2 separate regions of the Homo sapiens genome follow, and region 1 is linked to region 2. Evidence: read pairs that join two places in POLR2A ChIA-PET (ENCODE). Cell type or tissue: MCF 10A. All regions are shown on one strand. Links, peaks and the distances in the headings refer to the core of each region. The heading gives the core; the rest is flanking DNA.

Region 1 (15,633 bases), core at 6,190-11,189, 51 kb before region 2:
CAGAAAAAGCCTAAACCATCATGGCTAAATCCGCTGTAAATAAAGATAAACCATTATTTCCTCCTTCATACAAGTTCTGGGTCTATTTAAACAAAGGTCACTCAAGAGGGCTAACTGGCCAAGAAGTCCTGCTGTCCAATACTCTGCCTTACCAGCCCTTATAAAGAGTGGGGGATTATGCTCTGCCTTTAAGGAAAACTGACACCCACGAGTTCTCTTACCCACCTTTCTCTCTGTGGGTAAGCCCTACTTTTTCAAGTCAATCATGAAGCAGACACTCAGAACTAAAGCCAGTGTTTCTAGTCCCTTACTTTACATTGTACATTAGCCAAGGCTTCCAGCAGGCGCTGTACATTAGCCAGCAAACAGGTAGCATACACACAACATGCATGCTGGGCAAGGCTCAGGGCATCTCTTACAAATGTGTTGGAAAAATTTCAAAAACCCTACACTGGGCCTCATCTCTAAGTGAGCTGCACTCAGCAGAAGCATGCCTGTGTGCATAGGCATGAGGTGCCATACAGATGTGTCACAGTGGTTTGATGCATCACATATTCCAGAAGCTTCCAAATACAGGAAACCTCTCCAAGAACACATGGTGAGTGGCTGGCTTCCCAGCCAAAAAGTGCAAGCCAGTTCTCACAAGAGCTCCAAGAAGTCTGAAGAATCAGAGAGTTGGAGAACCTGGACATGCTGAGGTTCCGTTTCCCATTCAACACATAGAAAAGGCATCTCTAGGCCCTCTAAGGCCTTCAGAAATTAAGGAAACTGCCAAAGACTCCACTCCCCTACTCCTGTCCCTGCCCCACTAGTCAGAACCCAGAGAAATAACAGCTGAAGTCAGAGGACCTAGATGGGAGACCCACGAGAAGCGGCTACAAGCAGTCAGATCTTGGCAGGATTGACTCTCAGGTTCAGTTTTACCAACGACAAGGATAAGACCACCTACCCTCTCAGGGTTGTGTGAGGACCAAATGAGCCAGCAAGTATGAAAAGAACTATGTGAGCTGATACGATGGTTATTACTCCATTCCTCTCCTGCCTGAGTCCTAGCCCAGATCGCTGTTTGCTATTCCATACTGGCAGTGGGGTGGCACTCAGCTATTATTAATCCCAGGTAAACATCCCACAAAGCGGCAAGCAGATAGTGTCTTGGAGAAAGGTAGCTATTTTAAAACTCTACATTCTGCTTAGCAGATTGCACAATGTGCCCCCTCAGCCCCAGGGGCTCCTACCCACACAGCCTTGCAGAAGTGGTGTACGTCTGGGACTAACGCTGCCATGGAGAAGCTAGGCCAGAGTCCCAGCCACTCCTAGCCCCCATCTGGCTGGGCCTGGGACCTTCGGCTTTCCTGCATGTGTTTTATTTTGCTATCTTTTTAAGAGTGACTCAAGACTAAAAAGCCAAAATGGAACCAGTGGCTCTGAGATATTTTTGTTTATTTTTTATTTTTTTCATTGTTATTTTTTAAAATTAAATTTAATTTTTTAGTCGAGGGCCTCAAAAAATACATGAAAAGAGAAGGCTAAATATAAAGGAAAACTTCCTGACAGCAAGGGGCACAGACCCTCCCTCAAACCACAGCTGCATTCTCTCTCCAGGGTTTAGGGCCAGACAGGACGGAGCATCTTTCCTAGAGCAGGGTCCCTTGGGTCAGCCCCTTGCAGGACAGCAGGCACCCCCAGCAGCTCCCACATAAACCCATCTCCAACAAGCCTCCCGGGGGAAGCGCGTAGCCATGTCCCCTACCACCCGGTGGATCCTCATCAACACCTTCACGAAACCTCCAGCCCTCTGCTTCCACTTCTGGGAGGTCTTTAAAAACTACCTCCTCCCACCCACCCACCCTAATTCCAACAGTACCACTTCAGCCGCTCTGAGACAGGTCATCAAGATCCCTCCCCTTCTCTTGTGGAAACCTGGGCCTAGTTTTCCTCATCTTGAATTACTGGCTAAGGAACATCTCCATGAACATTCAGGGAGGCCCCAGGATACAGCTGGAACCTCCAAAGAGATTCTGGTTCCATCCCCTCATTTCATAGATAATGAAACTGGAGCTGAAAGGAGGAAAGTGAGTGAGTTTTTACCAACAAGAGCTAGGACCAGAATCAGGGTCGGCTGACTCAACACAGAGCAACACAAACCCCACTTTCCTGACCCTCCTCCTCCCTGAGCACCCCCAACTACACTACCTCATCCCTGTGCAACTTCAGACCCCTGGCAGCAGATGGCAGTGTGTGCAGTCCGGCGGGTCAGCTGTCCATGATCAGCCAAAGAGCCAACAATCACATGGCCTGACTCCGCAGGTCCGCTGCCTCTTCCACCAAGTAAACAAGTCCCGAGCCCTGGAGCTACATGCGCTGAACACATGACACATGCCTGCCCTGTCCCCAGCACCACCAACCTGCCTCCGCCTCTCAAGACACAGCTCAACCAAGCATCTGGCACAGGTCACTTCTCTATGCCTGGTGCCCATCCCTTCCCTATCGTGAGACGATTAGCTCTGGGAACGGCTCGTTCTGGCAGGACAGGCTGAGTTCAGAACCAGCCTCCTGCAGGAACATTTGACCAATGGCTCGGCAAAGACCTAACCTGCACGTTTCCCTGTGCTGCATGGACAAGTGTGGGGCACAGTGACCAGGCTGAGGAAAGAAGTCAGCTGGTGCCTGGGAGGGTGTGAGGCAGAAGGCCAACAGCAACCATGGCAGACAGGAGAGAACCAGTCTGCCGGAGACCAAAGGCTTGACATCTACTCCACCTTGATCCCTGACTCACGACAAGTTCCTGTAAGCCATGGGGACCTTGGATGGATTTCCCAAGTTATTAGGAAAAAAGAGGGGGTTAGTTTGTGTCAGTCCTAACTCCCTGAAGGAAAGCTCAATTGATGTGGCTTCAGATGGCTGAGGTCCTAAGTCTCTAGAACCCTCTGACCATCATCTGAATTCTCCTCCTTATGTGTGTGGGGGGTCCCCCTTTTCATCCCCACACAATCTCCATATATGTCTACCCTGTACATTTTTAAATTCTTTTTAAAAATCATTATTAGCGGTGTCTCTCCACACTAGAATGTATGCCCCATGAAAGTGGAAAGTTGGCTTTGTCAAGTTCTGTATCTCTAGCGCCTGGCACAGTCCCTGGCACATAGCAGAGGCTCCGTACACAGCAGCAGACGCCATGTACTGGCCTTACTCAGCTCTGCCTGTCCATGGCTACCAAAGGGCATTTGGGTCTGCCCTGCCTCCCCCTAAAGGAATGCGGCACAACCGTCCCCAGTGACTGGAAAGTTCCTTCGGGTGTCTGCCTTTTCACTCTGGTTCACATCAGTCCTCTGAGAATCTTAGTTCACAAAAATGTCTGACTTCAGCCCAAAAGAGTAAAGATAACGTAGAGGCTTTGGAATAAGAAGTGCATGCATTTAAATCTCAACAACCTCACTTACCAAATGCATAACCTTGGGTTAAGTCACTTAATCTGTTTCTTTAACTATAAAAGGGAAGTGATCCCTATGTCATATGGTTGTTCTGAGGATGAAATCAGATAAGGAGAGGAGAGCCCTTTAAAAAGGTCAGTTTCCCTTGGACCAACAACTCTGATGCCCATCTCATACCTTCATGCCTCATTATAGACCCTGATCGGGGCACCATCCTACCTTCAGTACCAGGCACTCAGACGCAAATCCTTCACAGGAGATGCACACATCCATCCTGGGCCATGACAGGCAGCCCTGGCTGAGCACTGGACTTGTCCTCCCACACCCTCCTGGACTTGCTCCTGTGATCTAACCACACATACCACCTCCCCACGTGGCTCTATCTGCCCCCATGTCCCCAGTCCATCCCTGTAGGCTTGACACTATGGTACCAGGCTCCGCACAGGCCATGGGGCCCTGGAGGTGTTCTCTGGCTTTATCAGCCCATGAGCAGCTCTTGTGGAAGGAACCAGCAAGAAAGCAAACTCAGTCCATGCTTTCCTCACAGTCACTCCAAGTCTCAGAAAAGCAAAGCAAAATGAGGGCCTCCCACAGACAGCCGGCTGGTGGGAAAGGGTGGTATCTCTTACATATCTCAGAGGGAGGTAACACGCCCAAAAAAAGTGACCAGCACAAGGTACAGATCCTCTCTAAAGCTGTGGCTGCAGCCTTAGGGACACTCGAGCCAGGGGACAGAGCCAAGATATGCATTAAACAATTCACAGAGCTGACCGGACCAGGATTCAATGGAATAGAGAAGGTACTGACCAATCAGGGCCCCTGGCAGGGCCTCTCCCCCACAACTCCCAGCCAAGCCACACCACCTCAGCTCCAGAGCCACCAACTCTGTTAACCTCTGCTGGATCCCGGATGGAGAGGCCCCATGCTGCCTCCTGACTCCCAGACCTCAGAAATTCAAAGGTCAAGAAAAAAGTGCCAGATATGCTGGCCCCTCTCTCAGGAGATACCAACTGTTCTGCTATCCTCATTGGGAACACACAATGCCCCATGTCATGTGTGTAGAACCCAGGCTGGTGAGCAAGGAGGAAAAGAACCAGATGAGGGACAAAAATAGGAAAATCAGCAGGGAAGCACCAATCCCAATTCTGGAAACATCAGAGGCCAGAGAGATAACTGCATGACCACGAGCAAAACCAACCTCCCCTTTACTTCCCACCCTGGTTTTCCCAATCTAACCAAGGACAGGGCTATTCGTGGGAGTGGGGATCACGAAGAGCCATGCCCAGGGACACACTGCACATATGAGGGCTGAGACTCCCAAGCACAGCCAGCAGCTACGTCTGGCTCCAGCCCTACAGCCAGGGCTGGCCAGACTCTAGCCAACACTTCTTGAGGGACTTGGCTCACTCCTTTTAGTCTCCCCAGCTGCACCCAAGTCGATATCTCTCCACTCCAACACCCCCTGCCATCCCTCACTGCAGTACTGCTGGAGGGCTGAGACCTGTCAGGGTCCTTGAAGGAAGAGACATCAGATTCTTCCAAACAGCCCTGGGTTCCTCAGGCTGTTCACAGCCAACCTAGAGACTCACCTCAAATGGACAGAGGAGAAGAAGAAATAACAGGAAGCAGAATTGGCCAATCTTCCCTGGATAGCAACGGGAGCAGCATGGGGAAGAGGAACCCCCCACCCCCACCGAAACATATGAGCAGAGAGAGGCGACCACTGTGTGGCCAGAGGTAGGATCCCATAGGTACCTCCGAAAATTACCCAACATAATTCCTTTTATCTTTAGAGCCCAGACCAATCTGCTGTTGGCTAATTCCAACTGGCTTTACTGGCCAAGAATGCTGTAGTCATCTACTCGATAGGAGAGAGACTTCCTAGTGATGTGTGGGCACCGAGAGTCTGCTTTGTGAATTGTATCAATGATGCCACTGACCTCCCTGATTCTGCAGGCCGTCATCATTTTTCATTTTTAATCACCATTGCTATTACTGTGATCGGCAGCAAGTGAGGCAGAAGAAAAGCATTTCTTTGTCAACTTCCTAGAGATGCTTTGCAATGGCTTACTGGACCAGGGATTTTGTTTTTTAAGGCAAAGGTAATGAAGGCCTAGAGGAAGAAAGTGGCTCATTCAAAGAAACCCCAAAATTAGGGAGAGTCCCAAAGCTCACTGCTCAGCCCAGTCCAAACTCCAGACCACCAACCTAGACTAAGCCCCCTCAAGGCAAAATGTATCTAGAGTTAAGACAGGCCATCCACTGAGACTACACAGGGGAGAGAATCCCCAGGCACCAGGAAGGCTCCCAGGATTACCGAGGGGTTAAACCCAGAACCTCCTGCTGGATGCTGGAGCCAAAGAGAGTTTCTATTACTGTGGGAGGCCCAAATGCTCTGCCAACTGCCACACCCAGCAACACTACCCAGCTATCTCCCACACGTCCGCACAGCCCGACCACTTCAGCTGCCCATTCTGCCCCCAACCCTGTGCTGGTTACTAACCCCACACAGAAAAGCCAGAAGGAGAAGAATGCAAAAAAGAGAACAATCGTTTGGGAGATTCTGAATGGAGACGTCTGAGGATTCCCCGGCGGAATAAGGAAAATGGTGTTCGTGGGAAGGAAGGAGGATGGGGGAAGGCTGGAGGGAGCAGCCCACACTGGACTTACCTGGGAGGCAGAGAGCGGTTAAATCCTATTTCCTTGCTGCATCCAGTTTCCAGTAAGCAGCCTGGTGATGATTCACTGACAAGACTGGGGTCATGTCGCATCAGTCAGCACTTGTGGTCACAAAACCACAAAAATTGGTGGCTCAACAGCACCTATGAGAGGAAAGAGGGGAATATCCAACCCACCCTGCCCTGAACCAGCCAACACAACATGCTCACCCACCACCAAAACTCCTCCAGAGGACAGCTGAGCCCTCTCTGCCCAACTGGAGCCAGATCTCCAGAAACCCCAAATGGGTAAGGATGAAGAGTAGACACAGACCCAGGATGCCAGTCACTGTGTTTGCCCTCATATATCCTAAAGAAAATCAAAGGGAGGAGGAAGTGGTGGAGGAAGGCAGGGAATGCAAGAGGTCCGAAAGAAGGAAGAGAGAGGTCAAAAGACATCCTTAGGCAAAGCATGGCAAACAGGAAACCAGGAAGAGAAAGCGGAGGCAGGGCTCAACTGTACCCTCAGCCATGTCACATGCCCCTAGCTTCTCTCCCTCTAAGCTCAATATCCATCGCAGAGCTATTAGCCCTTCCTGGCCCTCATCCCACATCAGCACCTTCATCTAGCACGACCTTTCAATCTATCAGCATCTGCAATACAGGAGGAAAGTAAGCAGCCCTGAACCAGACAGACAGACACACACACACACACACACACACACACACACACACACACACACACCCCTTCCCAGAATAAAAGGCCCTTGGAGATGGCTCATGCTCTCTAGGTTCTGGTTCTCTGATAGAAGTGCTCCACTCCCACAGGGGAGGGCAGACACGTCTGATAAGAATTGCTTAGCACAATGCTATATATAGTCTAGGTTCCTACCAGCCTGGAGATGTGGAGCTAGAACTTGGCAGAGAACCATGCTAGGTGCTGGCAAGGACCATCCTCCCACTGCCAGCCAATGGGGAGCCTCACTTCCCGGCTGGGGGCCGTGAGGGCACACAGGGTCCTTCCAGGCAGCCCATTAACACTCCACACTGAGGGACACAGGCTGTTGGCTCCATTTTAGGGAAAATCAACTTCTCCCAAATGTGAGGGGGATGTGTGGGGGCTGAACAGCAAATTCTAGCTTCTCTGCAGCTATCCAGTAGCATGAGAAAATCAATCTAGTCCTCTCTTCTGGAGGACTAAGGGTGGGGTGTGTGGGAGAAGAATGGAGAAGGCATAGCAGGTGGCTGGGCTCAATAAACATCTACCCATTTCTGATGTTCGAAGAAATAAAGGAATGTAAAAGAATGCAGATGAATACTTACTGCAGAGAGCGGGGCTGCCAGGCATCTCCTTTTTTTGTTCCAAATACATGCAAGTGAGCCACTCTATCCGGCAGTATGACGGCTGTCTCCGGCACACTGGCACCATCCTCAGCTGAGCCTGAGTCGCCAAGAGGTTGTCACCCACTCACAGAGCAAGCTGCACTCTCCTGAGTCCTCTATGAGGAAGAAGAGAAAGGAAGATAGGTGGGCTCAGCTCACAGAGCCAACCAAGCAATGAATCCAGCAGATCCCAACCAGGGGCCCATCTGGGTTAGTATGTGGCTCTGGGATGATGACCCTTAGCTGTTGCCCGCCATCCAATGAAAGACGCAAGACAATGTTGGGCAAAATGACATGGGACCTATGTCCTGGAGAAAGGCCAGTAACAGAAGATGCAGGGTCTGATGAAGGAGGGTCTGTTTACCACCTCTTTCAGAAAATGAACCTGAGAGACCACAGAGCTGCCTGAAGCCCGAAATCCAGGCTCTTATCATATACACAGCTTGGGACAAAGAAAATGAGACACGAAAGGTTCCAACGTCCATATACATACAATCTTTTTAGGTCAAGCTGCTCTCTACTCGGGTGCAAAACATGACATGAAGCGGCTGTGTCTGCCTTTGCACTCTGAGTGGGGATGGCTGGCTCCCACCCCCTGCCCTGCTTAACTCTCTCATGTGACCTCGGTCACATCTCCCTGCCCTGCTCTGGCTCCCAAGGCCCAGGAGCCACTCCTACCAGAGATCCCAAATGAGTCACCCTGGGAGGTCCTTGGAGAGAAGAGGAGGTGCTCAGTGACAAATGTCACTGCTAGCATCATCCGCGGGAAAGCATGAGACTGAAAAATAGTACCCAGTGAAAGGAGGGAGGGGGCTGCGGCCAAGTTGTCCCTCATCCTCATAAGCAATTGTTTGTCCCTCTGCCCCACGCTCCAGCAGAGGGGGTAGAGAAGAGAAAGGGGAGGACGGTTTGTCCGCATTCAGTGGCAGTGGAGGTGCATCTTCTCTCTCGGTCGCAAGAAGGTGGGGTGGGGTGGGGCGGGGCGGGGCGGGGCGGGGCGGGGCGGGGCGGGGCGGGGCGGGGCGGGACGGGACGGGACGGGGCGGGACGGGGCGGGGCAGGGCGGGGGGATCACGCGCCTATAGCGCAAAGCTGCGGTATGGAGAAAAGCCTAGAACCCACAGCCGCCATGATGACGCAAACAAAATTAAAAGGGTCAAGAACTCAAGGCCCACTGTTTCACCTAAGAAGAAAAGGAAGAAGATGAAGGGGAGAAGAGAAGCTCTGATTTGGGTCAATATGGAAAGGGGAGGCTGACGCAGGCTGCCCAAGAGCCAGCCTTTAGCTTAGTGACGGTGATGCGGATCCGCCATCTTGAAGCGCCGCCCGGCAGAGGACTCTCAAGACGCCACAGCCCCACCACGGCCACTTCTCCCAAGGTACAGGTGCGCCCGCATTCACTGAGGTCGGCCTGGCCCACCCCTACCCCAAGAAGCGAATCGCCCTTCATTCAAGGCAATGACCAGCAAGACTATCACAAAGAGAACCACGGTGAAAAATCCCAAAGGGCTTTCTGGGCCCTGGGAAGATGTCTGTCATCTGGGACTAGTGGGAAGAACTCAAAAAGTGACCCTATTTGCCAAGCTCATCTAATAACACATACAGCTGTTATTTTCTTTTCAGACTCTAAAATGCAAGGGTTCCCAGAGCCCTGCTGAGTTACCTGGTGTCGCTCCCATCCTGATGCCCGGGCGGTGGCCGCCTTCTCTGTCCAGCCCTCCCTGAAAATGACCCCAGGCTAAGGATCAGCTCAGAGCCCCGAGCTGTTTTTGTAGCTTTCATGTTGACAGAACATCCTGGCCACTCTGCTGAGAGCTCCATCTCCCGGCTCCCGATACACTGAGTCATCTTCCAAAGAGGAAAAAAAACAACAAAGCAGCCGTCACCAGGGTCCCCATTGCCGTCGACTGACGACTCACTGGCTGTCGTCACACTCTGCTCCGCGGCCCCCGAATTGGTAACGAGGGGCTTCAGGGTGCCCAGCTCCCCTCCCGTGGGACTCAGCAGCGTCAGGGAAGCAGGCAGCCACTGCTGAGATTCAGAAAGAAGGGAAACTAACCTGGCATCAAAAGGCTCCCAGGAAAGCTCACTGACCCTCCCTCTGCCGTCACCAGCCCCCACCACTCAGATGCCATGGCATGTTCCTGATGCAGAAGTAAAGGGGTATTTATGGCAGGTGGGGGACAGTACACCTTGCAGGCTTGAAGGGCGTAACGCCTAGGTTACCTCCTCTGCGCCCCTGCTGTGATACCACTTAGGGCACAGGAGCTCCTGTCTCCCCCATTTCTTCTCTAGCCCCCTGCTATGCTCCCATTTTAAGTCCCTGATAAACCACTGGGTAGGGATGGGAACCTATTTGCTGCCAATATATTAGGCATTTCTGTATAACAGTTGTAGTAGCTCCATCTCACTGAAAACTTAAATCATATGACTTGTCTAAAGTCACTCAGCTAAGAAGAAGGATCACAATGAAAACCTAGGTCTGTTCAAGTCCAGTGTCTCTGCTCCCTGCTCTCTAATTCTGGAGCTTATTCTGGCTTTGAAGATGCTGTATCCCACTCCACCTCTCCCTCCTCTTGTACGAGGAAGGCAACCAGGATAACTGAGTCAGTTAATCCATCAATTTCAGCTACAAGAAAAAAGCCATCATCTTGAGTGAACCTGACCACAAAGGAAGAGGAGAAAGTTAATGACAGTGTCAAGGAACAGCTGAGGGACCCAGACCATGGACACAAGATTGACCACCCAAACTCCCTCAGAGCATTAGGGACTTACAAAATTCCTTAAATAGACAAATTTTGGGGATCTACTTCATAACAGCCATCTTGTAAACACCAGTAATTCAGAGAGGAAAAATGTAAAGGCTTTGGAAGACCAGGGCTCTAGTCATGACCAGGCCACTTACTAGACATGGGATGCTCCCCACAGGGCTGTGGAAAGGAGTAAATGAAGTAACTGCAGGGAAAGTGTATAACATGGTATCTGTCAAACAGAAGGCACCAAATAGGTATTTGTTTTCCTTCTCCTTTCTCTAGCCTCCCTCCTGGAGCTCCCAATCTGATAGGTGACATAAGACTTATACACAAATAATCATAACACAACAAAAGTACCATAAAAAGGGACAGACTGTATGGAAGTTTGGCTGAAAGGGCAGGGGTGGTTATGAGAACTGCTTCTTGCCAAGGAAATCAGGAGAGGTCCACGGAGAAAGTGAGACTGCCACAGGTGGATGCAGAGGAGAAGAGGCATGGAAAACATCACTGGTGAAAACAGATAGGAAAAGGAAGTTGCCTGGTTTTGTTGGAACCTATGGTCCACCAAAAGAAACTGAGAGAGGTAAGACTGTACAGGAAACCTAAGGCCAGTTACGGCCAGCATTGAGCATCACGCTAAAGGGAAGGAATTTTACTCTGGGAATTATGAGAAACCATTTTAAGTTTCTGAGCAAGAAAGACAAGATGGCCGCTGCACGCAGAAGGGCCTGGAGAGAGGGGGAACGGGCAGCGGGGAGCCTCACAAGAGGACTACAGCTGGAACCATGGCACTGGCAGGGGGCATGGAGGAGAAAGAGAAGAAAAACAGTAAGCAGGCAGGACCATCCGAACAGATCCTCAAAGCTGCCATGGACCTCACTTCCCTGTCCCCACAGGGAGGCTGCTGGAGACAGAGCCTATTTGGGGAACACAAACCACGGGTCTGACACGTCTGAGATGAGCTGCCGAGCCTCTGCCTCCACTCTCATTCAGACACTCAGCTTTTCCGAACTACTCCAAGCACCAGGCTGATGAGGACATGGGAAACCCACGCTCTGGCAAAGCCGGGCCCAGGTGTTGAACCCCTACCCAGACGCCTTCCACCTGAATCCCCACCCAGGACTGTGTCCAAGGGTGGGACTAGGCGGCTCTGCCCCTAGAGCCACCTTCATTGCGGCAGCCACCACTGTGCCTGCCTCTGCTGTGCTTTTGCCCCCCCTTCCCCTCCTCCGTCATAGCCCCCGCCCCCCGCCCACTCTGCGGAACTGGCACAGCAGGACAGAAAAACCAACGCCACCATGTCGGAGACCAGCAGAAATGGCTCCAAAATGGCAGCTCATCAGAGGAGTCCAGAAAGATCATAAACCCACCCAGGGAAAAGAGGGGAAGCCAGTGACAAGGGGAGTAAACTGTCAAAACTACCTCCCAACCAAGCCCCCGATAATCATCACATCTTTTCCTTCAGAAACATCCTCTCAAAAATCAGATGGGACATGAGTGAAAGAAGGGTGCCACCCCCTCCACCAGAGAGGCCCTAGGGGCCATAGGTGGTATGGGGCACTCAGAAGGATGTTCTGTAGCCTCTTCCCCAAGATGAGGCTAGAAAACCACCACTTTTGTCCTCAAGCTTGGCTCCTGCCAGTAACTAGACAAGAGTTAGCCCTCCCAGGGATTGCAGTCCTTCACTGCTACCCAGTCAGACCCTCCCCAGCTCTATGGGCCCTGGGGAGCAAGAAGGTAGGGTTGCAAGGAAGGGCCGAGAAGGCGCGTGCCATGCCCTCAGTTATGTAATAAGAAGGGCGGTGCTCGTCCTAGGCCAGAGACCCAGGGCGCACTGCGCTTCCAGATGCGCAGTCACGGGTGGGGGCCACTGCGCATGGCGCAGGGCTTGGTAAACCCCCTCCCCACAAACGTGAGACCTGCGACAAAGACAGGTTAGAGAGCCGGGACCCTGATTTTTCGAGGCCTCCCTCCCCCAACCAAAGGCGGACAGCCTGCTGCCCTAGTTTTATTCTGATTCTCCTCATTCCCTAGACTGACAAACCTTTCTAACCCGGGGCCTCCAAACCTCCCGTCTCCCACTGACTTTTCTGGAAATCCCACCAGATGCGGAGTTTCGAGCAATTTCCTGGGGTCAGTCCCCCATCCTCACCTTTCCAAGCACCACGTAGTAGTAGCTTCCAGAAGGTAGATCTTTCCCATACTGGGCTCAGCTCACAACTGGCTCTTGAGGGCCTCTGGACAGCCCCGGACGTCAATGCAAATCTGTTGTCCCCAGGGAGTAGCCCAGAGTCAGCAGGAAGCCCAGGGTGGTGGCAGTATCAGCAGCAGCAGCTCTGCCCTACCTTGCCCATGCGTTTCCAGGGGAGCCAAGAATTATTTTGCCGCAACACTGAGGTGTGGCTGATTGGAAAATTCCCTTTTCCAACACCAAACTACAGAATAAATATTTTCTTCCAATTTGGTCAACCCTCTGCATACCCATCTCCCTAGCATTCTTCCCTCTAAATAAAAAGTTTTGGGAGCCCTGAGCTCTTCCTCCTTATAGTGCGTGAAATTTTAAAAGGCATAGGAAGAGGCTTCAACTGGGCAGTCAAAAGCAGGCATAGACACAGGAGCCTACGCACACCCCTAAAGAGATTTTAGAAAGCTGCTGGGCTTCTCCCCGCTCCCCTTTAAGCAAGTGAAATGCAAATTCAGATTTGATACCCTGCCCTGAGCCAATCAAAAAAAGCTTTTCACCTGCCATTGGCCCACCCACCAATCAGAGGAAGTGTCTGGAGGGAGAGCCCTCCCCTGGCCAATGGAAGGCCAGCTCAGTCACTTAGTTAATGATGCAGCAGTACAGGGAAGGCCATCACATGTGAACTGGAAGGGAGCCAACATGGAGACACAGAGAGCGCAAGGTAAACAACTTTCCAACGCCAAAAGGATGACATTTAATCTCTAAATGCTAGCTTCCCTTCTTAGCTCATCCTTAACCCCTCTCAGCTGGCCACAGAGACCCCAGGAGCCTCACTACCTGTCCCCATAGAGCTCCTAACCAGATGCAACAGTGACTGCGTCACCATTCCCCACTTTTCCCAACTACGCAGTGACAAACCTACCAGCTTTACCCCACTTCTCCCAGCCCACACCCCACCCTGGCCACTCGGCTCCCCACCAGCCTCAGAATCCCAGGGCCAGACCTTTCAATAAGGCAACCCCTGGGAAAAAACTGTCCCTCTGTCTTCCTTTCGGCACTTCTCACTCCCTTACCTTCCACATAAGACCTGCACGGACAGACAGATGGACGCTGACACCCAAACAACTTGGAGAACCAGTCTGTCTGTCCACTAGAAGGAAATAGGGTAAAAGCTGGGAGGTCAGGTGGGAAGCAGGGGATGGTTCACTCCTCTCACCTCTACCCTGGTCAGGCTTGAGCAGCTGACACTAGGGAAAAGAAATTAAAGTGGGAAAAAACCCTCCCTCAGAGAAATAAATAGCAAAAATCGAGAAAGAAGGTGAGAAAGACAGAGCACCCACATACACAGAGACAGCGCCCCTGATCCCAGCAAATACATACGTGGGGGAAGAAGGGGGTTACGCCATCAAGTCCTGAAGCCCGTCGGACCACCCATCGCCGCCTGCGCAGACCCAAATCTTGGTCCCGCCGTAAGGTGCCGCAGTCCCGAATGTTCCAGAATTTGGTCCCATCAAACCCTCCACCGTCGCCCCACAACCTCTTGCTCCCACCCCTGCCCCCCACCACCACCCCACCTCCTCCCCACGGGAACCGCCCGTGCCACCTTGCGTGTCATCTCCTAGCCTAGGCTACCCAGAGGCCTCTGGCCCTGACAGATCTCTGAACGCTCAGCAAGTGAGCTGGCAGAACCTGGTGCCCGGTGTTGCTATGACTTGTTTCTTGATTTCTCTCTCTCTCTCTGCTGCAGCACGGCTGTTGCTAGCAGACCTATCGACGGAGCTTGCTTGCTCGCTCGCTCTCTCACTCTCTCTCTCTCTCTCTCTCTCTCTCTCTCTCTCAGCTCTGTGACGCAGATCTAAATTCTCCAGTCTGCTCCTTGTGTTGCAAGAGCAGAACTGCAGCTTTTCCCCTGGAGAGCCGGAGGGCAGTGCCAAGGCTGGTCAAACAAGGCAAAAAAAGTTGGGCCTACACTCTGCTTCCTTGGCCACACTTTTCAGCTCACACCCTCCCACCTCACCCCTCCTGCACCTCACTGCTCTGGGGCATAGAGGTCCCTGTCCTTTCAGGCTCACTCCTTCCCTGAGGCCTTCTCAGGCATAAGAGTAGCTTAACTCTTTGAGTGGCAGCCCCCAGTGCCCAGACAGGGCTGCCCTGTACTAAATGTTGCAACATGTTTTCTTGAGCCATATGGGCTTCTCCAGCCCTGAGAAAAAATGTTCCTCACCCTGACCACTGTCCCATTAACTCTTTGTGCCACAGACAAGTCCAGGATTACAGTCATAGCTGATTTCTGTTGTTTTTTGCCTTTTTGGCCAAAAACCAGGACCTTTTTCTCCCTGGAATTTCTTAAGGACAAAAAGCGTAATTAAAACATTGCCTGCCTACCCCACACATGAGATCCTTCTATCAGGGCAGGAATTTGAAAAACCAAATTGAACTGCAGCCTGAAGAATCCAGAGTAAAACCAGTCTGGATATCCATCCTTCCTGGGCTCAAAATTTTAGGGCCTAGGTAAATACGTTCAATTACTTTTCAAGTAATTGGCCACACAGTCTCAGAGATTTGGGTTGCTGAGTCATTTGTTCCCAAGAAGATCTGACAACATGAAAAACAGCAAAACAGAGCAACAGCCAAGCCTGGACCTGAAGTGGCCAATGACTGGGTTCTCCTCTCCAGCATGGGCAGTCAAGCAAGATGAGCATCCACGAGCCGACCCCCAACCCCTCCACAATGTTCATGCATGGATGTCCACACTCCTGGAAACTCTTCCAGGAAGGGGTGGTCCACCAATGATCTAGAGATGGAGTGGGGTTGTTTTTGGATACTCACAGGTCTCCACTACAGCAAGCAAAGAGCCCCCAACATTTTCCTGCCCCTCCCCCCAGACGCAAAAATGCTTCCAAGAACAACTGAGATACTAAATCACTAGACCCTACATACCCAGATAGACCAAGGGAGTGTTGGGTTCCCACACTGCTACATCCAAAGAATGCAGAAAGGTTCCCGACAACCAGTTGTACCATATGAGCCTAGACTTGACCAGAAGTGAGTGAGATATTCAGGTCCTGGGTCAGGTAACTTATGAAGTCTATGACATCAAGAACCTTGCAACTTCCAGGAAGATGAATGAGAATGCGAGGCCAGGCAGCTACCTTATCCCATATCTGCTTCCCAGGCAGCCTTCTTCAAGCAACTACTCTGGGCCAAAGTTTCATCCGGCAGAA
Region 2 (15,633 bases), core at 6,896-11,895:
GGAAGAACAGCATTCCCATAAATGGGATGGGGAGACTGCAGGAAGAACATATTGGGGAGGGAAACCAGGAGTTCCATTTTGGACACGTTTAGTGAAATATCTGTTAATATCAAAGCTGAAATACTAAACAGGCAGATGGAGACACAGGTCTACAGTTCAGAAGAGAGTTTGGGCTGCAGACAAATGATTAAGGGTCAACAGCATATAGACTTTTTAACTTTCCATTATAGAAAATTTCTGGGCTGGGCGCGGTGGCTCACGCCTGTAATCCCAGCACTCTGGGAGGCCAAGGTGGGTGGATCACGAGGTCAGGAGATCGAGACCATCCTGGCTAACACGGTGAAACTCCGTCTCTATTAAAAATACAAAAAAATTAGCTGGGCGTGGTGGCAGGCACCTGTAGTCCCAGCTACTCGGGAGGCTGAGGCAGGAGAATGGCGTGAACCCGGGAGGCGGAGCCTGCAGTGAACCAAGATTGTGCCACCGCACTCCAGCCTGGGCGACAGAACGAGACTCCTCAAAAAAAAAAAAAAAAAAAAAAAAAGAAAGACAATTTCTAACATAAGTAAAATGAGAGAGAACCGTATAATAAACCCCCAGGTACCCATCACCCAGCTTCAACAATGATCAGCTCATGGTCAATCTTATTGATCTCCCAGGATTACACTGAAGCAAACTCTGGAGATCACTCATATAGATGGTATTAAAAGCCATACAACAGGAGAGGATCACAGACAGAATGAGAGAAGATAGAGAGGAGGTGCCCAGGGCCTTTAATGTTTAGAGGTCAGGGAGATGAGAAGCCGAGAAGGAATGGCCAATTAGGCAGATGGAAAGCCAGAAATACACACCCTGGAAGCCAAGTGAAGAAACAGCGTCAAGGAAAAGGGTATGATCAGCGGTGCCAAACTGAAGAGCTCCTGTGAGGAAGATGAAGAAGTGACCACTAGAGTCAGGATCATGGGAGTTACCATGGACCTTGCCAGGAGCACTTTCATCAGAGTGGTGTGAGTCAAGAGAGGATGTGAACACAGCAAGGACTGAAAATATGGAGGGACAGATGATGGGGCAGTAGCTGGGAGAGGTGACCAAAGAAGACTTTTTGAAGATGAGAAAGCCTTTGGAAACGATCGAGCAGGGGGAAAAAGTGGTGATGCAAGGAGGAGGGGACAGGCTGGGGCAATGTCGAATATGTGAGAGTAACTGAAATTTAGGGCAAAGTAGAAGGCTGCCCTCGGACAGAACCATGAAGAGTTCATTTAGGAAGAAGGTAGGGAATACAATATATCCTAGCCATTTGAAGTCTTTTGTTTTGTGTTTTATAATACTATAATGTATTTTAGCACAGCACTACTTTTTATAAATTATAAATACACACACAAACAAGGGGAATTGCTCAAAAGTTTTAACTGATATGGGCACACAATCAAAACGATTAAAGACCACTTAACTGAAAGAAAACAAAACATATCATCAGAGGCTGAACATGCCTTCAGTGACAAGGAGATATGTATCATAAGGATACTAGGTTTTATATCTGAAAATATACTTTTATTAACTAAGATTTTTTTAAAGGCTCAGACACTATAATCCAGTAACTACAATACAGTTGCATTTGAACTGAAAATGCAAAAATATAAGAAGAATCATGGACCATTCTCAAAATCAGAGCATCACAGGAGTCAGAGTCTGATTATTTACTTACATAAAGAAATGTAAATCAGTTAAAAGTTTTATCAGCAAGACAGGCCTGAATTGTATCATCATATTTAGCTACTGAGGCAGACTGGCTAACCAATACACAACGAACAGCAAATCAAGAAAGTGGGCCTGTCATCTGAAAGGCTGGCAGGTAGCCTAACTGGAACAGGCAAAAGCCCCAAACCAACCTGAAGTCCACAAAGCCACAGAAACATCCAATTTGCTCAAACATATTAGCAACACTTGGCTTTTGCCAAGCCCTGTAACAATTCAGAGCCCCCCTCTTTAAACGTGTTCATTTAGCCTCTCCACAATCCACCAATTCAGGAAGCTCTCCATTTTAACTTTCAGAGCTATCCACACTCAAGCCCAAAAGTGTTACATGGATACACACAAGGCCCAAGCAGCACCACAGTTAGAATGCCGGGTCGTGTGGCTATGAGACACAGGCCTGCCACAGAAGCCATGCCTGGCTTCTTGAACATTCTAGGCGCACCTTTGTCAACCACATAAAATGACAGCATGAGAGCATGAACACCAAGCTATAAAAACGTGGCAGGTCTGCCTGCACAGAAGTGACGGTTGTGGTCACACTGCTCAGCTGGGGTGAACGCACGGGGAAAACTGCCAAGCAGCAGCTCTCCTGTGGTCAAACTGTAAGCTCCAGGAGTTGGGCCCTGTCTGTCCTTTTCACAGGTGTAGGCCCAGTGTCCAGTACAGCTCCTGAAACAGAGCAGGCTCCCAAGAAACATCTACTGAAGGAAGGGAAAAATGACTAGCTACATTAAACCATAAAGGCAAGAGGGATCATGAAAAAATGCTCAAAATCATAAAAATCATCTAACAAAACTCAGGAAGCTGTTGATGGCAGCTGACTGGGAAGAATCGTGGGTAGCTAAGTAAATCTAAAAGGTAGAATTGCAAAACATAAATTCTTTTAAGAATGACCATAATCTTTATTAACAGAGCCTTGAAGATTTGTCATCAACTAAATGAAACATGAGGATCTTGTTTGGAGCCTGACTCAAACCAACTGGCTGTTTTCAAAAAAAAAAAAAAAAAAGAAAGAAAGAAAGAAATTGAGACATCGAAGGAAAGTTAAACACCATTTGGATATTTGGATGACAGGAGATATTTAGGGATGACTGTGCTTTTTCAAGGTGTAATAATACCACTAGGGTTAAGTTTTTAAAAGGTATTATCATTTAGAGATATATTAAAAAGTATTTATAGATAAAATAATACAGGATCTAGGTCTTGCTGTAAAATAATCCAAGAAGGGAGTAAGAAAAAGGTGGGTGAAGGTATAAAAGAAATGAGAAAAGCCATGTGTTGATTACAAGTCGAAAAACTGGGGGATGGGAACATTGAGGTGTATTACGCTAACTCTATCTTTGTGTACCTGTGAAAATTTCCATTGACAAATTTGAAAAAAAAAAAAAAGACTAACCATAATGTCAAACCATAGTTAATTTCCTCGCATTTGCCGCACTGTTGGAAAATAACTGAGAGGCATTTTTAGTCATACATGGACACAGTGGTTTCTGAGGAGACCAGCAGAACAGAGCTGAGAGTCCCATCTTTTCTTTATCCCTGCCATCATGTTCATCTGAGACTCACTTGTGTCATTTCTGCTTTCATCCTAGGCCTGAAGAGGTCTCCATGTTTCCTCTCACAATGGCTCCTACTCTCCTTCCACTCTTCCCTTCTCTGCCGCTGGTTAGTTCTTCACAATTCTGGTGGCCCTCTGCTATACCCAATGATCCTGACTACCTCTAACCCACCTTTGTAGCCAGGTTATATTCCTTCCTTCTCATGGCCCTAATGCCAATGGATTCTGTCATGCCCATACAGCTTTAACCCTTCTCTTTTCCTTAAAGGCAGTCACTTAAAGGCACTCATCGTCATACATCCAAGTATGTCCATCTTCCCCCAAATTTGTCACACTTGCTGCGTTAAGCACCTCTCTTCCTCCACTTACCCACTCAGATTCCTCCTGCACATTTCCAGGACAGATCAAACAAGGATGGGTCAGCCAATAAATATCTGAGGCCTATTGTGTGCCAAGCTCTCCACTCAGCACTGGGGTGACAGCAAAGGACAAGACAGATACAGACATGCTCTCTTGAAGCATGTGATCCAGTGCAGATGGAATTAAAATTGGTTCAGCTGCCCATAAACCTTCCAGATCAAACTGTGAATCTTTTATTTACCTCTGTATCCTGAGAACTTCACACAGCGCCTGCCATATAATAGATCTTTAATAAATATCTGATAAATGATATTTATTTATCCAAGTCAGTGCAGTTGTCTCAACATAAGTTTAAGACCATATAGTATGGGGTCACCCTAAACCCTACAAATGAAAAGATATTTAAGAGAGAATGTTTTCTTTATAACAGCCTCTGGGGAAACTGTGTCGGGGAGGTATGAAGGAATGCTCCTAGAGCCAGAGTTACCATTACCAGCTAAAAGCAGCTCTAGGTGTGCTCGACTTCTGTCTTCTTTGCTATTATGGATTGTCTGCTCCCTCCTCCTGCTGCTGGCCTCCTCCCTATCAAGTGTAACGAGAATCAACCTCAGTCACCTCCGTTCCCCCTGCTACTTCCAGCAAGTGGTTTCCTCCTGCTACCAACGTGTCTCACTTCCTATCTGAGCAGAACTGCCCCAACTGCTGGGCTGCTGCTGTTCTGCAGCAGCGAGAACTTTAGCCCTGTTCCTAGCTAGGAGTTTCAGCAAGACTCTGGCTTGAGGACCAGGTCAAAAAGGTGGAAACTAGGACACAGAAGGACTCCATGAAGGTTGGCTGCAGGAATAATGAATGCTGATTCCAGTCCCAAGCCAACACAGACACATGTCCCACAAACGCCAAGCCCAGGGCCTTATTCTGACAGAGTGGATGAGTGCCAGGTTCAGACAGACATGCCAGGCTGGGTTGCAGGCTCTCTCTGTGGCGGCATCTCCAGGACCTTGGCACTAAAGGTGCCAGTAAGATCAGAAACAATAGAGATATCAGGGGAAAGATCCTACAGGACAGGCGGAACCAATGAGCCTCCTTTCTCCTCACTCAACACTGGGCTTGGGTCAGTCCAGTATATCCTTGACCCAACACTTGGGTCAGTCCAGTATATCCTCTGTACTGCCCAGGGAAATCAGAATGAGAGGGACAGTAGCTTGTCAAACCCAGTCCTGCTGAGGAACTCAGGCCTCCAGGCTCCAGGGAAAAGGCTGAAAATGAAAGAGCTTTCCTAGATACAGAGTGACTATTTTTGAGCTGACTCTAATAATCTACTATTTCAACTACCAGATCATCCTCTCATGGGATCACAAAGACAGGCCCAATGCAGAATCTTTAAGAACCCTAGAAATCTGAAATAGCCATCATAAGCATCCTCAGTAAAAGGCCAAGCACTTTTCTGGTAGTCTACAGCAGGGGTTGACAAGTTTTTATCTTTTATCCTAAAGGGCAAGATAGTAAATATTTTAGGCTTATGGGGCATACAGGCTCCCTTGCAGTTACTCAACTATGCCCTTGTAGCATGAAACCAGCCTCAGACAATACACAAACAACGGGCGTGTCTCTGTTCCAGTGAAACTTTATTTACAAAAACAGGAATCCGGCCCACGGGCCACAGTTTGCAATCCCTGGTCATTGGGAAAACCTGCTCTTCCAGTATTTCCATGCTCCAAAGAGGAACAGAGGCTCCCATCCACCCGGAGGGCTCCTATCCACACTGAAGACAGGGACCCACTCTGGGGACTAGGCCTCCATCCCTACTAGTCCCTCCCACAAGGTACTAAGAAATCTAGGCTACTTGTTCAAAAAGCCTGGTCTGCATCAGAAACCTGGGCAAAGGTGGAAAAAGCTTTCCAGACATCAAATCAGAGGGCTTCAGAACTGGAAGAAGCTAGATCCCTAAGACTAGACACTTAGGCCTGGAAAAGGAAGTGGTGTGTCCAAGATCACGTAGCTAGCAAAAGTCTCCTGACTCTGTCCAGTGCTCTTACTCCTCCAGGGTGATAAACAGCTTGCTAGAAGAGGCCAAAGACTTGTGGCACATTTCTACAGCACGTCCCCGAGCTATAAGCAAATGGCACAAGACCTTGGGGGAAATAAGTGCATGCGTGTGTGTGTGTGTGTGTGTGTGTGTGTGTGTGTGTGTGTGTGTGTGTTTTTCCAGGTATACCTGGACATAGTTACTAGGGAGAGGAAAACTTAAACAAAAATCCTAACTTTAAAAAGGGATATGGTTTGGTAGAAGATGTGGGTTTTTGTTAGCAGAAATGTCCAGGGTCTGGGCAAGCCCTGGGATAATAAACCAGTACAAGGCATACAGCCTCACTCAATTCCAGGTAATGCCCCAGGCCCTAGGATCTACCTCTACCCACCTTCAAGCTTCATAATCCAATATCCTTCAAATCTTTTCCCAGAACTGACTTCCATTGCATATTTTACTTGCCTGACCATAAACATTTTTATTTGGATACCCTGCCATCATCTTGAAGGCAACATGTCTAAAAGAAAATCAAACATGACTCCCCAAAACAAGTTTGAACTCTAATGTTTCTATTTCTATAAATCACTAAGGTTCAAAATTTCAGCACTTTCTCTTCCCCACGTCCTGTCCTCAAGCCAGAGTAGCACTCCAAATTATCTCTTCTTCTTCATTTCCACAGGCTCCACCCTAACCTATCACCTCCGATCTGGTATGTTGCTAGTCTCCTGCTGGGGACCCCAGATTCCAGGCTTGCAACAATGCCAGATCTTCCCCCATATACTCATCCTCCTTTCATTCACCACAGTCTCTTCAAGGTCAAGGTCCAGTGCTACTCACCTTCGGCTTCCCAGTTCCCAGAACCTCACCTAATATGGGGGGCACACAATAAATGCTGAATGAATGAATCACGGTTTTCATCACAAGATGAAAGAAAAAACTTAAACAAAAATCTTAACTTCAAAAAGGGATACGGTTTGGTAGTTTTCATCACAAGATATCTGCACAAGAAACCTCAGGCCCTTCCTAGTTCCTACTCCCTCGAACCCAGACTGCTGAACTCTGAAGGCCCACCATCATCTCACCCTGCCCACCTCAGCTCCTACCAGCCCAGAAACAGGCTTTTGGCTCCATCTAGCTCATCAATGCTGGACCCTCCTCATGTGCCAGGCATTCCTGCATCCACATCTCTGCCCACGCTCTGCTCACCCTGCCCTGTGATGACGTCCATGCCCTTCCCCCTGCATCTACTCCAACTCCTACGCAACTGCCAACTGCCGAGCTGTGGGGGGAGACAGGGGATGCAGGAAGAGGGGAGATGATAAAGAAGACTGGGGAAAGGGGAGCATGATGAAAACATGCTGGGGTCTCTCTCTGATCCTTGGAAGCATAACCCTCTCAATGGGTCACAGGCGATTTAGAGAAGGAAGAGCCGGGAGGAGGAGCCAAATTTTTCCACTGAACGAAAGGCATGATTTTCATCACTGCTTCTGTTGCCCCGGTAACCAGGGACAGCCCAGTGGAGAGTACAGTAAAAGAACACCATGTTTATCTTTGCTGTCTGATCTACTTCCCTGTACACCCTTCCCTGACCATCCCCTAGCCCCAGGCCTGCTCCAAATCTCTTATAATGCCACCACCATCCTTCTAGTTACCCTTGCTCCTCAAAGGCAGAGCTAATTTCTCCCTCTCTTTATCCAACCCTAAGTACCATGTGTTCTTCCACTGCAACATTTTGGGGTTCATCTCGCCATGCCACCTGCCATGCCAGGGGTCCCCCAAAACAAAGAGCTGGTATCAAAGCACAAGGATGGCTTCTGCTCTACCAGACAGGGCAAGTGGGACTAGTGGGGCAGGAAGGTGAGGAAAACTGCCCAGCCAACCGTGTTCTCATCCCACACAGCTGGTGTGGAGAGGGACCTGGCTCTCCCAGCCCCCCTCCTATGGCTGAGATCAGGAGAAGGAGCCAGGTTGGGGATCGGGGGAGTAGGTTCACCCACAGGCTTCCACAGATCCTGCCTCCCACACGGACACCGTGTCTGCGTGACCTGAGAGCGGAGACACAGTGCTCGCCCTGGAAGATTATATAAGCGTTATATAACATGGTGGCACCAATAAGCACACAGGAGCAGTTGTCGAGTGCCAGGGACAGGCCAGGGGTGGAACCAAACCCAAGGGGCTGGAGGTTCAGCCCTCCTGCCACCAATGCCAAAGCAGCACCAGGCCCTGGCTGCCTCGGCCCTGTCTATACCTGCTCCTTCCAGCCCAGAGGACACAGAGAGAAACTTGCCAGGCTCTGCGCTCTTCTTCCCACTCTGGGCAGCAGGGAGGGGCCGCAAAACCGTCACCACCCTGGGCCATGGCAGCCTCTGCCCATCCGGCCTAAGGCAGCCTAGCTGCCTTTCCTGCAGGGGAGCAGCCATGGGGTCCTCGGCAGGGGAGGGGTGTGGACCAGTAGCCCCCTCCTCTCTGTCCTCCTACCAGAATGTAGGAGCACTTGTTTGGGGAACAAGTGCTGCAACAGCAGCTCCAGGATTGGCTGGGCCAGCCGTTCCTCTGCTCTGTCACTTGCTGTTTCTCTAAAAAACAAAACAAACCGAAAGGGAAAGAAAAAAAAATTAAGCACATTTGACAAATGCCAGATCCCAAATTTTGGTCTACGGTTGCAAAGCTGGAAGGAAGGGGTCCTAAGGAAATTACCCTATTTCCCTACAGCCCCCATCTCCCACCATTCCTGGCCAATTCACCATCTATGAACTTGGGCTGTGAGCCTGAAGATTGCTCCGCAGCCCCTATCTCTGGAGCTGCCTCAGTGGCTGTAGCTCCTTCGGGTAATATTCCCCCTCCCTCTACAGAATGCTCAGAGTCTGCGGCTCCCGGATATACACGCGGGACTAGGCGGCCGGCCTGGGGCAGTTCTGGGCAGTTTGGGCCAGGTCTTAATCAAACTCCTCCACCGTCATCACCACACCCACTTTATTAATTTGGCAGGGGTGGGGGCAGCTGAACAGAGACAGAGCCAAGTGATCTCCCGCAGCACCTGCCCTCTCCTGAGCTATGCCTCTGGCCTTCCCGCCTCCTCCTCCACACGGACCTCCGCGCCCCCTGAAGAAGGGGGGAAAAAGAAATACGCATTAATACCTCGAGCCTTGGCGCACCAGCCCTCGCCCCCTCAACCACCTGTCTCTGCGTTCTCCCCCGCAGCCTTCCTCAACTCTGGGCGCCCCCTCTGCAGCAAAGGGGCACCACGCCCACTGCGGAGAGGAGAAATGCAAGGTGGGGAGCGGACAGGGGCTCACTTGAGGGCCCGGGGGCTGCTCACTCACCCCTGCGCGCAGCTGGCCCTGGCCCCAGAGCCTGGGGCCCGCCCGGAGCTGCTCCAGGCCGCGACCGCTCCCACCCCCGCGGCGAGGCCAGCAGCGCCCCAAGGCCGCGCTGCAGCCGGGGTGGGGCGCGACCGGAGCGCGGCCGGGGCCCTGGGCATCGTCCCCAGGGAGCCCACCCTACCCCGGGACGCTCGGGGACCGCCCTGCAGGCCCGGCCCAAGGTGCCCACTCCCACCTGGCCGAGTCCCGGCTCTTACCTCGGCGGCCTTCCGCCCTCCGGGGGTACTGCGCAAACAGGCTCTCCCCCGGCCCCCGCCCGCCAAGCGCCCCGCTGCAGGCCCGAGATGCGCAGCCGCTGCGGACGCCGGCTCCGCGGCGGCCGCTTCCCGGGCGTGTGAGCTCAGCCTGCCCGCGCGCCCGCGCTTCCCACGCTCGGCGTCCCGCGCGGCGCCACCCAGCGGCCGCGTCGGGCGCTGCACGCTCGTGTCCGGGAAAATCTGCAGCAGCCGGGCCTGCCAACTGATTCGGAAATTCCCAGAATTTGACCATGGGCTTGCGGCGGGGCGGGAGACCTGTCAGGCCGTGTGGCCGTCGCTAGACTCGGGGCAGAGCAGCTCCCACCCACCCTGTCTCTGAAGGGGACTCCAGAGTCTTTGCAAGATATTCTGATTTCCCCCCTGTTCCTCTGACCTTGCCTCGCCATATTTCTTCCAGGGCAGTGGAGACTGTGGGGATGCTGGTGACTCCTTGTAAAATGGGGGTGGAGAATCGAGGGGTGGGAAATGGGTGGGAAGCGCTCGAGGCTGGCATCTCAAGGCCTCCATGGGCCCGTCTAGAGATCCGAGGTGTGCACTGAGTCACTTCCCGAGCTTGTTAGAACACACATGCACAGATGCCCCAGCCTACCTGTAAATTCTAATTCGGAAATTTCAACTGCTGTTTTTAACCTTTTCTTGTACCTACACCCTTCTGAGAATTGCAGAAGAGCTATGGACCCTGTCTTCAAAAAAAGCACATGCATACAGAAATATAATTTTGCACAATATTTCAGGGAATTCTGAAACTCCTCAAAGCTCCGTGGATCCCAGCTTAATATCTCACTTTGTGCAGATACCCTAAGCAGAAAGAGCGAGCTGGTGATTACCTGAATACGCTGCCATCTTATCTCATGCTTTTTCCTCCTTCAGGGATATCTCCACTGGACGCCCAACCTCACATTTCCGCCTGTAGAAATTCCACCTGTCCTTTAAGGCCAACTCGAAAACCTCTTCCTCTCTGATTTTCCCAATCAGCAATGTCATTTATGACCTCAGTTTTCTGAGAGTATGTCTTTTATGGCTGTTAACATGTTATAAACACACCTGTATTTATTTCTGTGGTTGGTTTTCTTATCTCCTTCTAGATAGCAAAACTGTTTTAAGATCAGTTTCTCCCTCTGCAACTACTAAGGGCCTTACATGGTATGCCTTCGACAAACAGTTCTTAAGTAATCAGAGAGATTGGATTGAGAGAATAGGAGGCCCAGCAAATGCCTTTGCTCTACCTGCACCTTTCCTCCCTTCCTGATGCTCCACCACATGGACCTCTAGGCGTCTGGAAAACAGAATCCTCAAGTTGATAGGCTTATCTCATTCATTCCTGCTCCTCCAGGCAAGGCAGCCATAATTTAGGGGTTCCTGGATGAAGTTGCAAGACAAGTTCATGCAGGACACACATACCAAATAGCAGATATTCTACCACCAGTGTCTCCTAGTCCAGTGAGGGATGTCCCCACCCGCCTGGTGCACAAGCAATGTGGATGTCATCCTTGACTTTTCCATCTCACTTCCCTCCTTTCTTGCACATATGCCAATCAATCACCACATCCTGATTCTACTTCCTAAATCTTAAATCTCTAAGATTGGCCCTCTCTTTATTCCTAGCTCATTCCACCATTATTTCTTGCTGGGATTTCTGCATTTGTCTCTAGCCTAACTCGCCTACCTGCCTCCAGCCTCACTAGGCCCAGATCCAGTCTCCACATCTGCTGTGTACTGAATGTCTGTATCTCCCTAAAGCTTGTTTGTGTGCTCTTTCTCTCTCTCTCCCTCTCTGCTTTCCAACACGGGAGGATACAGTGAGAAGATGGCCAACTGCAAACCAGGAAGCAGACCTTCTCCAGACACAGATCTGCTGATGCCTTGATCTTAGACTACCTTGCCTCCAGAATGGTGAGAAATAAATGTTGTTTAAGCCACTCAGTCTGTGGTATTCTGTTGTAGCAGCTTGGACTAAGACAATATCCCATTTAGAAGGATCTTGCAAATATATCAATCCTTTCCCTACGTAAAACTCTTATGCAGTTTCATTCTGGACTAAGGATGAGGTTCAAACTCCTTTGCCTGGCTCACAAGGCCTCCTAGATCTGGGCCCAACTGACTCTCCAGCCTCCTGTCTTGGCACAGCCTCCACTCTTACCTATATGCTTCACTTGTACTAAACACCATGTTTCTCTCCATCTTGATAAAAGTCCTCCCCCAATTTTTTTTTTGAGACGGCCTCACTCTGTCACTGTCACTGGGGTGCAGTGGTGTGATCTCAGCTCACTGCAGCCTTGATCTTCCCGGCTCAAGTGATTCTTCAAACTCAGCCCCTTGAGTAGCTGGGACTACAGGCATGCGCTACCATGCCCAGCAAATATTTTTGTATCTTGTAGAGACAGGGTTTTGCCATGTTGCCCAGGCTAGTCTCCAATTCCTGAGCTCAAGCGATTTGCCTGCCTCAGACTCCCATAGTGCTGAGATTACAGGCATGAGTTGCCGCACCTGGCTGTCCCCGACTTTTTGAGACTTTGTTTCACCTATTCCTCAGGTTTCCCAACTGTCTCCTCCTGCACCACCTGGCCCTTCCTCTGCTATAATATGAAAATCACAATATTGTTATTGTTCTTATATGACGTCTGCTTTCCCTGCCACACTAATACCTCTGCGATAGTATCCTCAATGCCTAGCACAATACCTAGTGCCAAATGGGAACACATAAATATTTATTAAATGAATGAAAGCTTTGAACATGGCACATAGCCCAGATGAGAGACTCTGGGGGTAAATGCAGTGGTGCTTCATAATCTAAAAGTCAGATAGGGTGGGACAGGCCTACTGCTTTTTAATAATAGCACTATTCACTGTTTTCAAGTGAATTTCAATCTTTCTGAGTTTTTTATTTCCTTATCTAAAAAATGAAAATAATAATAATTAGGGTTGCTCTGAAGGTGGCCAGAGATATATGTGTAACAAAGTATTTTGTAATTTTAAAATTCTCTCTCTCTCTCTCTCTCTCTCTATATATATATATGTTAGAAGTATTGTATTACTTCACTTGATCCTCACAATAACATTTTGAATAGACAGCTGACATTTCCTACTTTGCATATAAGGAAACTGAAGGTAGACATGGTAAAGCAATTTGCCTAAGGTCACCCAGATGGTTGCCAAGGAACAGAGGCCTGACATGGGATTTCAAGCTCAGACTCTCTCCGCCACATCACCACTGCTCCTCTCTCCATCCCCAAAGTAGGTATCGATGTTGGGACACGTACATGTTGACATCCTGAGGATCATGCAGCTCATAAATGTCACCACTGACCGCTTCTGAAGGGTTTTTATGTGTGTGTGGATGTGTTTGTTGAGGCACAGGGGGCAGAGGTGAGTTGTTGGTAGAAAATGGACTATATATCAACAGTTACCAAGATAGGAAAGAATGGGGTGGGGAGGAATTGGCCTTGGCCTTGGGTCTGACCCTATGCTCTCTATCTCTGCCCCTTCTCTTACTCTAATGGGGCTACCTCAATTGACAGCCCCCTTTACTGTGTAGTTGGACCCCCGCAGGCTCTGAGCTTCTCAGAAGCTGGAGATCTTCCATTTCCTCCATATTTTCAATTCTGTCCATCAGCAAATGTTTATTGAGCTCTTACCAAGTGCTTTGTCACAGCCCATGGAAGCCTGGCCAAATTGCTTAACCTCTCTGAGCCACAGTTTCCCCATTCTGCAAAATGGGATTGATAGCCCATCACATGGCTGTTGGGAGGATTAAGCAAGATAACCTATCAACTGTTGGTGAGCTGTTGCTAGTGGAGACACCTGCCCCCAAACCCCACCCTGTGTCTGCTATTTTTCATATGAATGCAAGGGGATGTCTGCTTAGTAACTAGGGGACAGAGCAGATCGGAGGAGCTGGGAAAGTGAGAAAAGGAGTATGAAGGCTGCAGTACTCCTCAATGTGCATTTGTCGGGGATATGTAGATGGCTGTGGGGCTCAGAGCTTGTTGGAACTCTTGAAGAATGACTTGTGAGTTTCTGGACCCAGGCAGAGCCCTTTGAGCTTGCAAAACAAGGTCAGGCACGGTGATGAGAGGCTTTCCCAAGCTCTTGGTGGGCGGGGAGCACGAACCACTGAGAGCCACAACAGGAGAGGCAGAGCAGAGCAGCCATCTTTTGGTGACCACAGCTGTGAGGGCTCATCTGAGGTCCCTTTTTGGGAACTCCCAGAAATAACTCAAGGGCATCTGAGAATGTAGATGAAATCATCAGACAAGATATTACAAACATAAAGAACGGAGGTGGTGCCAGGCACATAGTAGGAGCAGAGTGCCTCTGCCCCTCGGTCTTCTGATTATGCTGCCTTGGCACTAAGCATGTTTGTTTCTCACTGTGTCCTGTGCTGTAGGGAACACCCAGTGGAACTGCCCTTCACAGATCCCTGAGTGTGGTTACAGTGGTTTTTCTCTTTAAAGATTAAATCTTTTTTTCCCCTTTCTGCTCAACAAAGACAACAGCCTTTTGGTTTTTGATAAACGTTCTTTTCCTACTAGCAGGTGGATATGCCCGGGGCACTAAGAACTGTGCTTTTAAAACACACACAAGCCCAGCTGTTTGAATCTGCCACTTCTGTATGTCTTACTTCTCTTATCTCCTGCCCCCGGGGCTGAGTTTTCTCTGCCTTGGCAGGCTGATAACATGTGGAAGGAAGAGAACAGTTCTAATTAATAGACTAATTAGTGGTACAAGTCTTTAATAGCTGATTATAGGGAAGTCATTCCCCACCCCCCAAGTGATTGATTTATTTATTGCTGTTGTGCTGCATTATTGCAAAATAGTCAGCTTCTAATTATCTATTGGCTGGTTCAATCAAGCCTTTTCCTTCTCTTCCATCTTGTTCTTTCCCTTGCTAAGGGAAGGCACAGGCAGAATGGGAGAACTCAAGCCAGCTGATGACCAATTCTGGACAGATATAAGTGTTGGGATCCTACTGCCACTCCATCTTGAGTGCTTAGAGCTGGAAGGGGAATATGAGGTTCAAGGGAAAAGAAGGCAAGAAAATCCCACTCATTCTTCTAGGATAACGTCCCCATGGTGGCCATTCCCTCATCATCCCTCTGACTCTGCACGCCATAACTCACACACATTGTCAGTTGCATTAAAAAACAGTATAGTTAGGAAACAAGCATGAGAAGACACAAAAAGAAAAAAATTAAATACAAAATAGTGTAGCGTGGAGCTTAAAAGCATGCACTAGGCCGGGCGCAGGGGCTTACGCCTGTAATCCCAGCACTTTGGGAGGCCGAGGCAGGCAGATCACGAGGTCAGGAGATTGAGACCATCCTGGCTAACACGGTGAAACCCTGTCTCTACCAAAAACCACAAAAAATTAGCTGGGCGTGGTGGCGAGCTCCTGTAGTCCCAGCAACTGGGGAGGCTGAGGCAGGAGAATGGCGTGAACCCGGGAGGCGGAGGTTGCAGTGAGCCGAGATCACGCCACTGCACTCCAGCCTGGGTGACAGAGCGAGACTCCGTCTCAGGAAAAAAAAAAAAAAAAAAAGTGTGCACTGAAATTCAACAGCCTGGGTTCCACCTTGGCTCTCCCACTGGCTAGCTGTGTGATCTGGGGCAAGTCTCTTGACCTCACTGTGCCATATTCTCTAACCTCATTTGTAAAGTAGGAATATAATTGTTCCTCCCTAGGACTGTTGAGGATTAAATTTAAAAAGCTATGTAAAGCACTTAGCACAGTACCTAGTATATACTAAGCCCTCAAAAACATTAGCTATGACAATTACTACTGCCTGAAATTATTTAACTTACCTGACACATCAAAGGACTTTGGTAAATGTTTGTAGAATAAATGAGTGACTATATCGAAATTTTTAAGTAGATTGTGAGCCCTTGAAGTAAAAGGGGTGAAGAAAAGAGGAAATTGAACATTAAGTCATAATAATAAGGGCTATTTTAAGTTGAAAGCTTATCAAGAAGTGGGCTCTGAGCTACTTGCTTTAGTACATTCTCTCATTTAATCCTTATGTAACTTAATTTTTACCCGCGTTCTTGAATCATGTTTTATTAACAACCCAAGTCTGGAAAGTCCATGTTTTCCCAAGATATATTTTTATTTTATTTTATTTTTTTTACTTTGAGACAGAGTCTTGCTCTGTTGCCCAGTCATAGCTCACTGCAGACTCGAACTCCTGGGCCCAAGCGATCCTCCAGCCTCAGCCACCTGAGTATCTGGGGTGAGAGGTGCAAGCCACCATGCCTAGCTAAATTTGTTGTTGTTGTTGTTGTATTTTTTGTAGAGAC

The links. ChIA-PET counts read pairs that join two places held together with the same protein. Peaks named below come from ENCODE experiments on the same cell type or tissue, not always from the same donor. Only the 100,000 strongest peaks of a DNase experiment are listed, where the experiment ranks them.
Region 1: POLR2A ChIA-PET joins it to region 2 with 11 read pairs; 27 of 35 experiments call an interaction of 5 or more read pairs at or near these places.

What each region holds. Positions count from the first base shown.
Region 1 is chr1:207,809,828-207,825,460 of GRCh38, forward strand. MIR29B2CHG (MIR29B2 and MIR29C host gene) reads right to left here and starts at 12,876. Exons shown (of 6, transcript NR_135299.1): 1 at 12,377-12,876; 2 at 9,135-9,319; 3 at 7,412-7,587; 4 at 6,102-6,253. LOC148696 (a long non-coding RNA gene) reads left to right here and starts at 8,552. Exons shown (of 1, transcript NR_026817.1): 1 at 8,552-12,769. RefSeq lists silencers at 9,137-9,431, 12,887-13,066 and enhancers at 12,567-12,746, 14,517-14,566. In MCF 10A, for the core only: no CTCF peak of the experiment used is centred there; DNase peaks (open chromatin) are centred at 8,164 and 9,284.
Region 2 is chr1:207,859,749-207,875,381 of GRCh38, forward strand. No RefSeq gene overlaps it. Among named protein-coding and RNA genes, the nearest start is that of CD34, 44 kb to the right of the region's middle. RefSeq lists enhancers at 8,494-8,543, 8,624-8,803, 13,333-13,392, 13,543-13,592, 13,733-13,802 and a silencer at 9,074-9,463. In MCF 10A, for the core only: a CTCF peak has its summit at 9,476 (motif pointing left); DNase peaks (open chromatin) are centred at 8,643 and 9,493.